Linked DNA regions of Mus musculus: all the other regions are linked to region 1. Evidence: chromatin loops called from intact Hi-C (ENCODE). Cell type or tissue: heart. All regions are shown on one strand.

Region 1 (5,000 bases):
ATTGACGTCCTCATCCTTCGCCTTTGCTCCTCTTTTCCTCAGAGCTTCCTACCTCTCTCCCGCTTCACTTTACCTTTTTCTTGGTTCCTTCTCCAGCAATCCCAGTCCCTAGCAATGCTCCCTCGGTCCTTTCTTTTCAGCCTGCTTCTCCCTCACCTAGTTCTTGTTCCTTGGCCCCTCTTGCCCGGAATCGCCCTCCTCTTCATGCCCCTGTAGCCGTTGCTTCACTCTCTGCGTCCCGGGCGCGTTCTCTAATTCCAGTCTCTGCTCTAGCCGATCTCTCTGCCCTCCTCTCTCAGAGGCTTGCTCTTGCCTCTGCCTCCTGCTCTCCCCTCCCTTCTTCCCCGGCCCTTCCCCCTCCCTCCCAGCCGCCCCGCCTGGCTTGCTGCCTCCTTCGCCTCTTGTCTCATCTTGCCTGTGTTGTCTGGGAGGGGAGCCCTGCCTCCTCTCCCTCGCTCAGATCAATGCCCTGGCCACTCACTTTCTGATGTTGCACGACGGGAAATGCTTTGAATACTTACGACATGGCCGCTCACACTGATTGCCAAGATTGACAGCACTAACCATCGCCTTCACTTGTTTCAAGGGGGAAAGCCCCCTGTCACCCGGCTCCGCGTGCACCTCCTGGCACCCCGGCAGCAAACTTGTGCGCTCAGCGCTCCCCCCAGGGCCCGGGACAGGACACCCCCGCAGACTTGAGTTAACGGGCGGCGGGCCGGGGCCGCAGCGCTGGGGACCTGCTCCCTTGCTCCCCAGGCTCAGCTAATTGACTTAGCACCGACTCCCCTTTCTTTAATTTTTAAAATTTGTATCTTTCCCTTTTTCTTTAATGTCTTTTACTCCCGCGGCGCAGCGCACAAGGAACCCTCCCGAGAGGTACCATCCTGGAGCCCGCCCAGGTAACCGGGACGGAGCGAGCGAATTAAGAGAGCGAGGGAGGCTGAGTGAGAGAGCAGCAGTCATAGCTACCTGTTGGGGCGCCGTAGGGGGCAGGGGACAGGAGCCCCGCGTTAGGCTGGGCACTGGCCTCAGCGCCTCCCACTCCTGCCCTTCCCGGCACCTCTGGGGTTAGTTTCTCTGTACGGGGACGGCGGCTGGGGTGGGACAGCGGAGGGACGCGAGGCAGTCGAGCGCAGCCTTTGGCAGAGCCGCGGCTGGCCGGGAGGGGACTGGGAGGAGGGTGCTCGCCGGCGGGCAGGCAAGCGGGCGAGTCGAGGTAGAGAAAGGGGCCCGGCGCCGCTCCCTTGCTGTGGACACCCTGTTCCTCAGGATGCCTGCCTCTCTCGGAGAGTTGTGCCTTACTCCGGAGGCGGTGACAGATCTGCGTGGCGGGTTTCTGGTTTTCTTGCCCCCACCCCTTCCCCAAATCACTCCGAGAAAACACATGTTGTAGCCGCAGATAACTGTGCGTAGGACACCGAGGCAAAAGGGCAGGGAGAGACAGCCAAAGCCACCTTTGACAGCAGAAGTGTTATCGCCATCGCAAGTATTCGTCCGGAAATCTGTCTGCCCTCTTGGCCCACCTAATTCCTCCACCTTCGCCTCCCCAAGTAGATAATCTATAGAAGTGGGAATGAGATGAAAAAGAAGTCAGGTGGCTTAGAGAGTGAATTGTTAAGTCTCCGTAAAGTTCGAGGTAGGTATTTCATGGAAGTTCGCACAAGTGTGGGATGGAAGAAGTTGGTGTGCCTACTGTGTTGTGTTAGTGTTTCTCTCTCTCTCTCTCTCTCTCTCTCTCTCTCTCTCTCTCTCTCTCTCTCTCTCTCTCTCTCTCTCTCTCTCCTTCTCCCTCCCCCTCCCCTCTCTCTCCTCTTCCTCCCCTCTCTCCCTTTCCCTCGCTCTTTCTATTCTCCAGCTTAGGGTTCAGATGGGGCTCTTGGATGGCAATGCCCTTTGTACCCACAAGAGGGCAACATCTTGAGGGCTTTGTGAACACTGGATCTTTCATCGCGGCATGCTTGCTTGGGTTTTGAGAAAGTTTTAGCGAAACTTTCAAAGTGATATTTTATGTTATTCATAATATCAAAAAGTAAAGTCATAAAAAAGAAGAAACAAGAGAAAGGTGGAGGAGGAAAGGATGGGGAGAGGGAGAGAGGGGAGAGAGGGGAGAGGGGGAAGAGGGGAGAGGGGAGAGGGGGGAGAGGGGGGAGAGGGAGAGAGAGAGAGAGAGAGAGAGAGAGAGAGAGAGAACAGTTTAGATTGCCAGGGGAGTCTGAGCCACAGAAGGTGGGGGAGGGCTGTTGTAATTGTGGGTTTGGCCGACTGACGACTGGAGTGCCCTCTTCGGCAATCTTAGTTGTAGCCGGAGGTCATGTAAATCGACCTTAAAAGAATGCATAAGCCATAAATTAAACCCTCACCCAACGGCTGATCCATAAGTAGACAAAATCTAACCTGGACAAAACGGGCTTCCTTTAGGGCCGAGTTAACCCCTCTCCCCCAATAGAAACTCAATGCGAAGTTAGTTTTGTTAGAGAATGAATATTTTGTTTTCTTGAAAAGTGTCGATTTGCCGTGTGACTGCGCCGCCGCAGTTCTAAGAGGCGTCAGTGTTAGCCAGGCTGTGGCTCAGGGGCCGGGAGGACCCGCAGGGCTTCTGAACCTCCCCCATTTCGGACTGGGATCGTTGGCTAGTTGTGGGGTTGACGCTGGCCTAGGGCGGGCGGGACTCCAGGATCTTCGTAGCTCTCCGCGCTAGGGGTGAAATTTACCCGGAGGATTAAAGAAAACCCGGGTGGCTAGAAGCCGCGCGCTCCCTCCTCGCCCTCCACCACCGGGGCTTCCCACGACTTTCCCGGGACGCTCGAGTTCCAGTTCCCCTTGCTCCCTCCACTATTGCACTTTACTTTTAATGGTCCTCTCAGCAGTACACAAACCGAACTCCAAGGCAGTTTGCAACCCAACGGTGGTCCTTTTTGCTCAGCACGCTTGCTGCGCAGGCTGGCCCGCTGACGGCGTGGGCGAGGGACAGCCCCGTAAGGCTCGCGCGGGTTCGGCTTCCAGGTCCTCTGCGCTTCAGCCGGCACCCTCGGCTCAGAGCCTGACCCGCAACCTTCGTCCCTCTAGGCTCTCTGCCCGGCCCGCTACTGGCTGCCCGCTGCGGGCCGATGTTCGGAGCACCGGCTGGGCCCTGGGCGGGAGGCGGTGTTGGCGAGGCTCGCCTGCCCCGGGGGAGCTGCTTTCGGCTTTCTCCCTTAAAGGGCAGTACGAAGAAGGACCCGGGTTTGTGCAAAGGCTGCTGGGGCTGAACTGCTGCAAATGCAAAGGAACGGCCGGGCTCTGCGGAGGACAGACTGGCTCCGGGTCCGCGCAGCTTTAAGATAAAAAGAATTGGTGTGTTCGGATAGATAAAAGGTGGTCGTTTCCGGCGTATTATGAGTTTTATTTAAGCTTGTCTGACTCTGACCAAGTTTGAAAATGTTTGTTTGTGTGAATGACCAGTTATCGGCAGCGACTCCAGTTTGTGGTCTAAAATAAGTCATTTACTGGGCTGGCAGGGCTGCTAGTTAGCAAGATGGGCTGTTCTAGGCTGCTTCTGCGAGTTGCCTCCTGTAAGGGCCGCACTTGAAGTTTCAGTCTCAAGATAGTCCGAAACTGTCCCAGCGGCACAATAGATTGGGCTCCGGACCTCCAGTTTCAATGTCTGAGAGGGAGTTCTGGTGACTTCTCGGTCCTGGACGCTGGGCTCCAGGGTGAACTCCAGTGGCTTGGCTTTTGGCCCTCACGGAACCGCCCAGCCAGCAACCCAGTGGAGAGAATGCCCCTTCCCCCCGCCCACCAGGGTCTCCTCTCTTCTGTCCTTTGTAGTCACATGTCCGGGTTTTCCCCCTGGTCCGAGAACAGACACAGCCCCGCCCAGTCTATTTCTAGAAGGTGGGTTCGGTGAATAAAAAGGTCAAGTGGTTACGTTCCCGAGCTGGTCCACAGTGAGGGGGGACAGGACAGACACCTGGCAAGGCCCGCCCCGCCTGTCCCCCCAACCCTGGCGGGCCTGCCTGCCTGCGACTGGCCTCCCTAGGCCACATTCTTGTGTTAGGTTGGAGAGGCGAGAGGCGGTAGGAGAGGGAACCCTGAACCGGCCCAGAGCAGGCGAAGCTGATCCCGAGATGGCATTTTGTTTTGAACAGTTGGTGGGGAGGACGCTTCCTCATAAGGTAAGGTGTCAACTGGACAGTTGGCTGCCCAAATGCCACATGTATAATTAGCCTGCGTACTCAGCACCTCATCCCCAAGGCCCATAGGCACGGGCTTGGCTGACTTGAGTAGCTCAGTTCAGCTCTGGATTACAGGATTCCCAAGGGAAGCCTAACCGGCCAGGAGAGCCTGGAGAGGCCCTGGCTAGGAAGACTGACCATGAAATCTCGCTTTTGATTTTTGCCTTTTCTCCTTCTCCAGTTTTTCGTAGTTTTCAGCTAAGGGGCAAGTGCTGGTTAGGAGAAGGTACCCAACATCAGCGGCAGGTTGCAGACTGGATGGGGAAAGGGGAAACAGAACAAACCTGGCCACATCCTACCCACATGCTGCCCTGGAGAATCTGCTCAAACACTCTGTGTGCACTCATCTATTGGGATCAGCCAGTCTTGGCACTGTGTGACTTGGCTTGGGAAGAGACTTCAGATCTGCTCACTTGTCTCCCTGCTTCCCCCACTCTCAGAGGTCTATCACAATAATTTAGTGTCAGTGCCTGATTGTAGTTTCTGCTCCCGCTTCAGGCCTAGTTGCTTGGGGCTGCTAGTGGACCTGGGAGCTGGGCAGATCTGTTGTTTCCCTTCTCATTCCTGTTCAGCTTGGGGTTCTTAGAGCAGAGCTTTGTCTCCCTGTCTGCTCAGATGGATGCTAGTTTCCTGTTGAGCTTCCCGGGACATCCTAGCCTGAGGCCAGCTTTAAGGCTTGTGGCCCTGTGCAGACCAGACTTGTGCAGCTTCAAACATGACCTTTCCTCTGTCATCCCTCTGCCACCCTGGGCACTCGCTGTGGAATTCAGCACTCAGAATTAGGCA
Region 2 (5,000 bases), 670 kb after region 1:
GCAGGAAGGACCCCACAGCCTTATAGAGTTTAAACTTGAGGAGTGTGGATTTTCCTCTTTCCACCTATTTTAATTAACTTCCCCCTTCCACACACCCCTCCCCACAAACTTCAGGCTACAGATGATGTTGCTACACTTATTTTTCCCGATGAAGGTATCGAGGGCCAGAAATTAAATAATTTGTCCAATGTTGCTTAGAAGGTAGTAGACGTATGATTTGACATCAAGGATGGGGGAGATGGCTCAGTGGACAAAGGCACTTGCTATCAATCCCGAGTTTGATTCCCCAGGGCCCACATGGTAGAAGGAAAACAATTTCTGTGAGTGGTTCTCTACCTTCCACATGCACCCTGTACCTTGCCCAGCCTCCACAATGCACACATGCACACCACACATATCTGTAGAAACAACTTTACAGTTCTTGAACACCAAAAGTTTGCCTTCAGCCCCTCTGTCATAACCAGTGTTGCCATGTGTTTAAGATTGAGAGAGAGAGAGAGAGAGAGAGAGGGAGGGAGGGAGGGAGGGAGGAAGGAAGGAAGGAAGGAAGGAAGGAAGGAAGGAAGGAAGGAAGGAAGGAAGGGAAGAAATGAAGGAAGAAAGAAATTCAGAGAAGTTAGTCTGGTGAGCCAAGGCCACACAAGGTTTAGAAGCAGAGCTAAGCTGTCTGACTCTTACACACTAGGCTTTACCCAAGCTGTCTCTCCTTCCCACACTGTGGTAGGGAACAGGGCAGACACATCAATGGGTACTATGGCTTGTAGGAGCTGAGAAGATGGAATTCTCTAGTATGATATGCACAAACTGTCTGTGTCTCACATCAGCGAGCTGGGGGGGAGAGTAGGGACAGAATACCAACACACCAAATATTACTCTAATTTGCTCAAAGGCTGTGATTGTATCAAGTTCTAGAAATAATGAGTGAAACAGACGGTTAGGCCACTGCAGCTGGCCAGCAAATTTTTGGCTCAAGTGTTATAATTATTAAACACAGGGGAGAGAATGGGTGAGGAGACAGAGGGAAGAGAGCGCACACAAGCAAGTCCAACGCTTAGTTTGAGCTAATTTATCCAAAAAACTATACAACCCAAGAAGGCCAACACTTGCTTAAATTTAGATTTGGACACGACTCCTGTCACACACACATAAATGACTACTGTTTCCTGGACACCCACTCAGCACACACAATCACTCCCTCAGCGCTGCCAGCCCGCTGGAACAAAAGGGATTTTGATTCTGAGATTCTGATTATTTTTAAACTTTAATGATAAATCCTTTCCTTCTCCACATTAAAAAATAAAGGCTATGCATCTTGCCATTAAGGGTCCGCTTGCTGCTGCTTGGTTCTCCCAGGCACTTATGTTGTTTAAATTTTAATTTCTGGGTTGAAATTTTTATTGAAAACATCACTATCTTTCTAAATAACAACAAAAAAAGTTTTCTTCTCTTGTCACTGTCATAGTTTGCTGCCTTGGTGGAATGTGTGTGTGTATGTGTGTGTGTGTGTGTGTGTGTGTGTGTGTGTGTGTGTGTGTGTCTGGCTTTTCCAGTGATTCTGTGGCTTGAAATTACTAGACCTGCCCCCAGACAAGTGGTTCCTGTTGTTTTAAAATTTTTATTACTTTTTACTGATTCTGTGTGTGTTCACGTATACACACATGTGTGCCACAGTGCTGATGAATCAGAGGACAGTTTGCAGAAGTCATTTCTCTCCTCCCATCATGTGGGTCCTCGGGTCTTCAGGCTTGGAGGCAAGCACCTTTACTTGTTGAGCCATCTTGCTGGCCTCGATTATTGTTGTTATTGTTGGTGGTGTTTTACAATCCAGGGCTTGTCTTGAGGGCAAGTTGAATACTTAAGACCTTACATCGTGGGTCACTGTGGAGCAAAGCCCCTCTATAATAGTGACATTAAGATAGTGTAGTGACAAGACAGTCCCCATGTCCTTGCCACTGCCAGGCTAGCTCCAGGCGCTCTCCATTTATTCTCTTTCTATAATCTTCAGCAGGGGATGAGGAAGCCACCATGACTCCTGTCCTAGAGGAGACAGATTGTGACAGAACTTCCTGCATCCCAGGGGAAGCAATGCCATCATTTATCACTCTGGACGAGATGCTGACAGCCACAGATATCAGTGGAAAATCTGATGTGGAGAGCTGAGAGATATCCAAAGAGAGATGTTTCTAGTTAGGTACTGGCCAAATCCAGGCAGACGGCCTAACAAGGAGAACATTTGAGTTAAATATGGAAAGCAGACAGGATTCTGACAGGCGAGGTGGGATTACACCAGACAGCATTCTTAGGAGTCAAGAGAGAAGGGAAGACAAGCTTATGAAGGATGGTTCAGCTATTGAATGAGGAGAAGGCCCATGCTTGCTCCATGGTTGGTTCCTGAAATCCGTGGACCCTTACCTAAGGACATTCACCTTTTCCCTGCTCACAGTTGTGTCCTTGCTCACAAATGTGTCAGTTGGGAGGGAACACACTGTTAAGAAAGATCAGCCTTAGCAAATGGTGACAGGCAATCTGTGCAGGTAGAGGGAGGAGCAGTACACTACGGGGAGGCACTTCAGTAGCGGATCTTCCTAGCTCTATTTCTTGTCTAGCTTGCCCTGCTTGGTCTCAGGCCTTGGGTCCTGGCTGTCTACTTTGGACCCCCAGGTGGCCCCATGGGTCCCAGTTTGACCCTCAGATAGCTCTCTGCTGCCCCCATCTGGCCAAGCGACCCATGCCACAATTCATTTGCAGGGCCTGGCCTAGAGTTCCCAGAACATTACTGCCAGGAACATAACTGATCCCGTGACTGGACACGATTCAGAACACATATTCTGTGGTGAACAGGTTCATGTCTATAAGTACCCACAAGTGACCTTGAAAGAACATCGAGGAGTGATCACTATTATTGGTGGTTTACAGATGGAGACTCAAAGCAGAGAAATGCAGTGTCTTTAGGATATGAGCTATGAGTATTGATCAGGTGCTTACCTGTTTTCTATTAAGATCTGGGACTCCTGCTATTGAGCTACTTCTGCCCAGATCCTGCAGGAGGGGAGACTGGCAAGATGTAGAGTAAGGGTATGGTTTGCCTCAGGGGCTAGGCAGGGTTGGAGGGATGTGAGGAACGGGAGGGGTAGCCATGCTAAGAACTGTATCATTGTGGACTGAGGCCAAATCGAGAGGGAGAACTTTGTATGGGAAATGGAAGGCAGGGAATCTTGGAGCCAGAAGCACAAAAGGCCACAAAAGGAGCAAGGGGCACCAGCTCAGGGCTTAGTGCTCAAAGCGATGGCTGGCATGGTGGCTTAGGACTGCCTGGGTGTGTCTCTCAGTTTCCTTAAATGGATAGGGTTCTTTCTGGCCCAAGACATCATTCCAACTTGACAGCATTTGAGGGTTAAGTCTCCGTCTCTTAGAAAAGTCCTATTAAGGAAAACCCACTGGCATTTTTCAAGCTGAGAGCAAGGCCCGGAGGAGTGGCAGCCAGACAGGGTGGTTTCTAATGGAGGCACAGTGGGATGGGAAAAGCTAGGTCAGGGGTGCAGCTGGCAGCTGCAGGAGGGAGAGTCTGAGAGAGGTTGGGGAAAGTCAAATGCAAGCTTCTCCCACTTCCCACTTTAGCCTGGGGCCAGCCATGGGCACAATGATAGCATTTTATTTTTAACAGAACAATTCTCAGGAAGGCTTGGGGTGGGGGCAGGGAGAGGTAGGAACAGAGCTATCCCTTTGCACAAGTGAGTGTGTCCGAATGACCTGGCTGGACCAGCAGAAGTTGTGAGTGGGTTTAGAGAATGCACAGAGTGCCAGAGGTGGGTGTGAGAGCTGGGCATATGTATGCACATGTGTTCTCAGTCTCTAAACGTTCATAAATCTTGTAAGACACCTCCATGCCCTAAGTGTTTCCCATCTACTTACACAGCCATAGTTTAACTCTCTTCAGAGAGCAGGGCAAAGATGAGTGTCACAGTGCTATAGGAGCCTTCTGGGCAAGCATCACTCAGGCCTTATGGCAAGCAACAGACAATCATAATGTCACAGAGATTCAGTGCAAGGATGGGTGAGAACCTCACCTGAAAGCAATTTATATTTTAAACCAAGAAGTCCCTGTGGACCCTTGTGGTCTTTTTTTTCTCCTGGGCAGTGAAGTCCTTGATTCAAGTTATCTCTGTACTCATTGGTTCCAACCAGATCCTAAGTCTGAGGGTGTAACTGTAGAAAGCATCTTTTCTGACAACCTCATGGACCAATGGACAAGTGAGTCTGACATTGGCAATCCTATTGCCAGCCACCCGGCATTAAGAATAACTTGAAGCTACTCCACTTAGCAAATACATAGGAAATATTGTTCAGGGGCAGAGGCTGTGTAGAAATTGGCACCATAAAGGGCATGTCTAGAGCTGAACATTGGGACACACCTGCAGTCCCAGCCCTCAGGAAACTGAGTTATCAGGGTCTTGAGTTTGAGACTAGCCTTGGGTACATAGTGAGACTTTGCTTTAAAGAAAATATCCAGTGTAGGGATCGATGTAATTTCTGTACCTCTCCATAGCCTGGACCATAATTCTTTTACATAGGTGTTCAGGGTACCAAGCTCAGTTCTTCATGCTTATGAAGCAACTGTTTGCCAGACTGCACCATCTTTCTAGCCTGACATATAATTTTTGAAAAAAATATAGTATTAGGGGAGATGTTCAGAAGTTCTCTAAAAGGAAAACAATCTAGAATTGAAAGATATTCACGGAATATATATCTCATTGAGTCACTGGGAAAGTGTGAGGTACCCGTGGCAGAGTCCTTACCCAGCCCTGCTCTAGCACGAGGCGGTTCAGCATCTTTTGAGTATTCTCAGCAACTACTAGAAGTGGCAGCACAGGTGCCAGGTCAAACCTGTGCATAGCATGATCAAAGTCTCAATCGCTAAGCCCAGAACAGACCCAGCCAGCAGCAGGGATACTGAAGGGTGTATCTCATCAAATGGGTGGTTAAGGATTTTGTTTGTTTTT
Region 3 (5,000 bases), 820 kb after region 1:
TTCAGTGGTGTGGACTCCATAGTCACGCTCACACATGGCTGCACTCTGTGTCTCTGTGTGGATGTCTCTCTGGTGTAGAAGTCACTTCACCAGAGCGGATGAGTCCTCACGTGTGTGCACTTGGGGGCCTTTTCTCTTGCAGTAAATGTAGCTTAAAAGCTGGTGACGGGGGCTCTTCCTGAACACCAACCACAGCACATCATTTTTCTTTCAGGGAAAAACGCTAGAAATTAACCTGCAAGGGGCAAGTCTCTCCTTTACTTCCTCTTTCTGCCTTCTCTTCCTCTGTGTGCGTCTCCCTCCATCTCTGCCGTTCTATTTATAGCTTAAGGCTTTCATGTTTTCACACTTAGCATATAAACGTCCTGTCTTACATGAGAGAGGGAGCACAGAGTGGCTCTGTAATTAGATCAGCACTCTGTTCCAACGGCACATGCTCGCTCGGGCTGGACATTGTTCCCTGCTCCACTCCCACCAGCAGACGTCACCAAGCCTCAGAATCCTGCCCGAACCCCTCCTTCCATGTCCCTTTTAATCCCTAATGACAGTCCTCCAATATGACTGTCCCCGGCTCCCTATCTGGTCCTCTTCTGCCACATTGGAGGTGACTTCAGTGTGCTCCACCAGGGCTCAGAAGAGCCTAGCTCTCCACTCTGATCTCTATGCAGAGTGGGAACCATCCCTGCTTGTTAAGGCCATCAGAATGACAGCCCACAGGGACAAAGCTCACCCCTCAAACTCGCTAGGTCCCCAGTCCCTAAAAAATAAGAAGACACAATTATAAAGATTTAAATTAAATGGAAAAAATACAGGAGCTAGGAAATGAGGCTTCATTTCCAAGCCCTCTTGATGCATGTTAGCGAATATTGTTGAGAACAATTAGGGCTGTGTGAGTGAGGGGTTTTTCCTCACTCGCTTGTCAGGTCAGAAGACAATCTGTTTATTTTCCTGATACAATTTTATTCAATAAACTGAAAGGATGGGAGCCGGGAAAGGGGATATGAACAGGATGTGTGCCATCAATTTGTCAAATAAATAACCGTGCTTGGAAACAACAGATTTTATTAATTAGACAGGATGGTGTATTATTACCATTAAAGTGTTATATTGCATTAATTTTTATATTTTACTCGGCTACTAATTACTGTAAAAGATTTCGGGAATGAAGCAAAATAAAATCATGCAGCATTATACATAATGTAAAGATAGCGTGAATTAATTTGCCCACTGATCGAGAGAGAAAGATGCACTGGGGCTGTCTGTGCTTCCTTGGCTGGCCTGGCCCGGGAGCCCCGGAAGCAGCCCTGTTGTTGGCAGGCAGAGGGGTGGGAGGTGAAGGATGCCTTGAAGCCTGGGGTTTGAGGTCAGGCACTGGACTACTGGCTCTGTAACCTTTAACAAATACTCACCCAGAGATCTCCGTGTTCAGTCTCCACTTGCCTTATGGCAACTGTAAGAGTTTGCCAGGAGAGAGAGAGAGAGAGAGAGAGAGAGAGAGAGAGAGAGAGAGAGAGAGAGAGAGAGAGAGAGACTCTTTCAATGTGGGAGGGGTGGAAGGGAGGATGGCAGGATTTGTGCAGGTGTTAAATGAAAGAGTATTCAGAGGTCTAGATCCAGCCTGGGTAGGCTAATGCCCAGGTCCTGGTAGAGCCAAGAGGCCAGGTCCTGAGAGAATCATATTTGCAGCTTCTCAGCCACTGCCCTGCTGGGACATACTGCATCCAAGTGGTGCAAAGCTGGCTGCTACTAAGGTCAAGACAACAGCGCCATGAGATCCTTGTTGTAAGTGCAGACCAGAGGTCTGGATAAAACAGGTGTCTCCCCCAGGGAACCCCATCAGGCATTGGTACCACGGGAAGGAAAAAGCACACCTCACTTCTGTGCAGCCAGACGTGAGCTATATGGATACAGCCATGTCCCCCTGAACAGAGGTTTATTCTTTAGCTTAGAAAATAAAAAGTAAACTTTTGTGCTCCCTCCGCGCTCCCCTCTCCCACCAAACAACAACAAAACCAGGTTGTCTGCCCAGGCAGGGGAATCCACGCCTGGCACAAGGTCTGATGGGGGAGGCAGGATGGGTTGGGCGCTCTTTGGGAACTCCCCATGACTACAACGCTGCAGGAGCCAATGGAGCCCCCACCCGCAAGATCCTCGCTGACCTGGGCAGTGCGGCCCACTCCCCCCCCCCCCCCCCCGGGGGGTGTGCTCCCAGGCGCAACTCAAGCCCAGCCGCGTTTTTCTGCAGGCTAGGTCTCCATAGCCAGGGCCCAGGAGAACCCACATTTCTCACGACCTACTGCCACCTACTGTCCATAGATGAGAACTGCAAGCCTCTTGGAAGTGTCCTTGGGGAGCCAGAGCAGCGACTCTGGGTGCATCTGCTTAAAGCCTCAGTTTCCAGAGTGTTCCGGAACTGCGTTGTGTGGGAACAATTCTACCAGACCTCTTGAACCCTTGTGCTATATCTTACTTGGGTGACACCTGGGAGGTCTGAAAAGGTTTCCCCTGGGGTTAAAAGGTTCCTCAGAAAGGATCAGATGTAAAATTTACAGTGAATGTTCCCATTTCTGATTCTCCTGGTTAGACCTTAATCTGTGCTGGAGTCTGACCTCCCTGACCAGGGCATGCCTTCAACCTTTTTCTCTTTTACTTGCCCTAATGTTACTTTGTCTTAACTATTACACGTGTTGTTTGGGCCCGAAGTCCTGTCTGTAGTAGTAATTTAAAAGTTGAAGTCGTATGTGTTCTTGTCCTACTTCCCAAATAATTGACACAAAGATCTATTAAGTTGATTACCAAGCTTTAACCTCTGTGACTTGGCAGGTATTCATCTATTCTAACAGTCTAAGCTATCTGTTGCTCAGCCCCAGGGCCCTTTACCTTCAAGCTGAGTCTCACCATCTTGCTCTGGTCCGAGCATTGCCTATGTCTGTTCTCTCCTGGTGAACTGATGGTGAATCCCTCAGTGACCTGCTCATCAGGACTTCTTCTGGACACACTGTCTCAGGGTTTCTCCACGTAGTCTCTCTACCTTCTTTCCCCGTGGCCCTTCTCTTCTCTCTTTCCTCATGGTCTTTCTCTTAGGTCTCTCTTTCTGGAACCAGATAAAACTTCAGCTTGAAATTACTACTGCATCTGATTGCACTCTGGCTGGCCAGAAGTTATTTAACCCTTTTTTTTTTTAAAAAAATACTCAATATTATTCATCTTTAAATCTAAAACGACCATGCTTTCCATACAGTTGGTCATAGTATGAAATGAATGACGATATACGAAGGACCAGGAACGAGCCTGGCATTCAGTAGATGCTTTACAAGTGCATAGTAAGGGATTATTCAAGGCTCCAATTATCTGCATACTATCACAAGATTTCCCTTCATCTTTTAGCTCCCTAAGTGCTAAAATCATTTCAGAATCAGTCACGCTATCAATCATAGCTACTTGCACAGGAGAAAGTAGTACCATGTATCTATCTATCTATCTATCTATCTATCTATCTATCTATCTATCTATCTACCTACCTACCTACCTACCTACCTACCTATCTACCTATCCATCCATCTATCTGTCTATCCATTCAATAAATGTTCTACACACAATGCTCTGGGGTTAAAAGGGTGGAACTGAAGACTGAAACTGAAGACTGAGACCTTTCATTCACAGAGTTTATAGGGTTAAATGAAGACAGAACAAATGAGTCAGGCATGGGGCCACATTCCTACAATTTCTGCACTTGGGAGGCAGAGGCAGAGGGTTGTAGGAAGTTGGAGGCCAGGCTGGTCTACATTAAAAATTCAAGGCCATGTAGAGAATGCAAGGGGCTATACAGTGAGTGAGATTCTGTTTCCAAAACAACCCCAACAAATAGATGTACAGATGAAGTGAATATTAAAGCAAGAATATCCAAGGTATCTGAAAGAAGTATGGGGTGTGGGGTGGGCCTTCTGCAGATGGGGCCAGCATAGGGCTCTGAATGAGAGGTGTCTGTGTCGAAGGTGGTCTGATGCAAACTTGAAGTATGAAAGAGGTAAATGGTGGCTTCCTGGGGTATACGGAGGAGCCTAGCTATGAAGGGGAACAGGCACATGATCTCAGTCTTGCTGAATGTGTGCACATACAAGTCAAAGCCCAGAGGTCTGCATTCTCAGAGGGAGGGGATGGTATTGCATGCAAAGTACAGTTCAATAGACCTGATTATAAAAAACAAAAGATGAAAGAAAAACAAACTGGACCAGGTAGTGATGTGCTCTGTTAATAACAGCAATATGGAGGCCAAGAGAATCTGGAGTTTATAGTCAAGCTGAGCTACATGGCAAGACCTTGTCTCAAAGATTAGCAGTTGCTGGAGGAGAGAGATATCTTTTTCTTCCGTGGTGTAGTCACTGGTAAGTGCCCAAGCGCCTGTAAAATAACTGCTCAAACCCATGCTCCTGTAAGCAACCCTAATTAAACTCATTAGTTTACACACACACACACACACACACACACACACACACACACACACATACACACACACACACTCACACACACACAGAGGCATGAAGGTAGGTAGGAGTTAGTTGCATGAAGTGAGATAGGAATTTGGGGACAAGATAAGACATACACATATAAAAATGTCATAATGAAACTCACTGTGTTATATTTAGTTCTTTAAAAAAGAACCCTAACCAGCAGAGTAACTAAACAAACAAAGAAGTGGGAAAGACTAAAATAAGGTGAGACAAGACATGGGAAGAAGAGACAGGAAAAAAGAAAAGAAAGAGAAAGGGAGAGATGGAGAGTTATGAAGTGAAGAAGGCAAAGAAGAGGGTCGCCAACATCAGCCAGAGCTGACGTATAGCCCAAAAAACAGGGAAGATCTTGATCCGCCTGGAGAACATGGGAAAACCCAAATGGACCAAGCTTGGTGAGGAAAGGACACCAGCAAGAGATAAGGTAGGGCCGTGGCCTTCGGAGTTTACTACAAGGACCTTTGATTTTCCGTAGAGTCCTGAACTCTC

What was found. Peaks named below come from ENCODE experiments on the same cell type or tissue, not always from the same donor. Only the 100,000 strongest peaks of a DNase experiment are listed, where the experiment ranks them.
Region 2: it touches region 1 in a loop (4-fold over the local background); 21 of 42 quality-filtered maps call a loop at or near these places.
Region 3: a loop joins it to region 1, with 6 times the contacts of the local background. A loop is called at or near these places in 35 of 42 quality-filtered maps.

What each region holds. Positions count from the first base shown.
Region 1 is chr7:116,030,014-116,035,013 of GRCm38, reverse strand. All of the region lies in intron 1 of Sox6 (SRY (sex determining region Y)-box 6), which reads left to right. Sox6os (SRY (sex determining region Y)-box 6, opposite strand) reads right to left here and starts at 3,035. Exons shown (of 2, transcript NR_152104.1): 1 at 2,847-3,035; 2 at 2,464-2,694. In heart, CTCF peaks have their summits at 921, 1,121 and 1,908 (motif pointing right); DNase peaks (open chromatin) are centred at 473, 1,073, 3,113, 3,833 and 3 weaker places; H3K4me3 peaks cover 5,000 bases; H3K27ac peaks cover 5,000 bases.
Region 2 is chr7:115,364,787-115,369,786 of GRCm38, reverse strand. No RefSeq gene overlaps it. Among named protein-coding and RNA genes, the nearest start is that of Gm45999, 31 kb to the left of the region's middle. In heart, a CTCF peak has its summit at 2,718 (motif pointing left); no DNase peak of the experiment used is centred here; H3K27ac peaks cover 248 bases.
Region 3 is chr7:115,214,253-115,219,252 of GRCm38, reverse strand. No RefSeq gene overlaps it. Among named protein-coding and RNA genes, the nearest start is that of Gm34282, 84 kb to the right of the region's middle. In heart, CTCF peaks have their summits at 2,112 and 2,332 (motif pointing left); a DNase peak (open chromatin) is centred at 2,242; H3K4me3 peaks cover 617 bases; H3K27ac peaks cover 2,639 bases.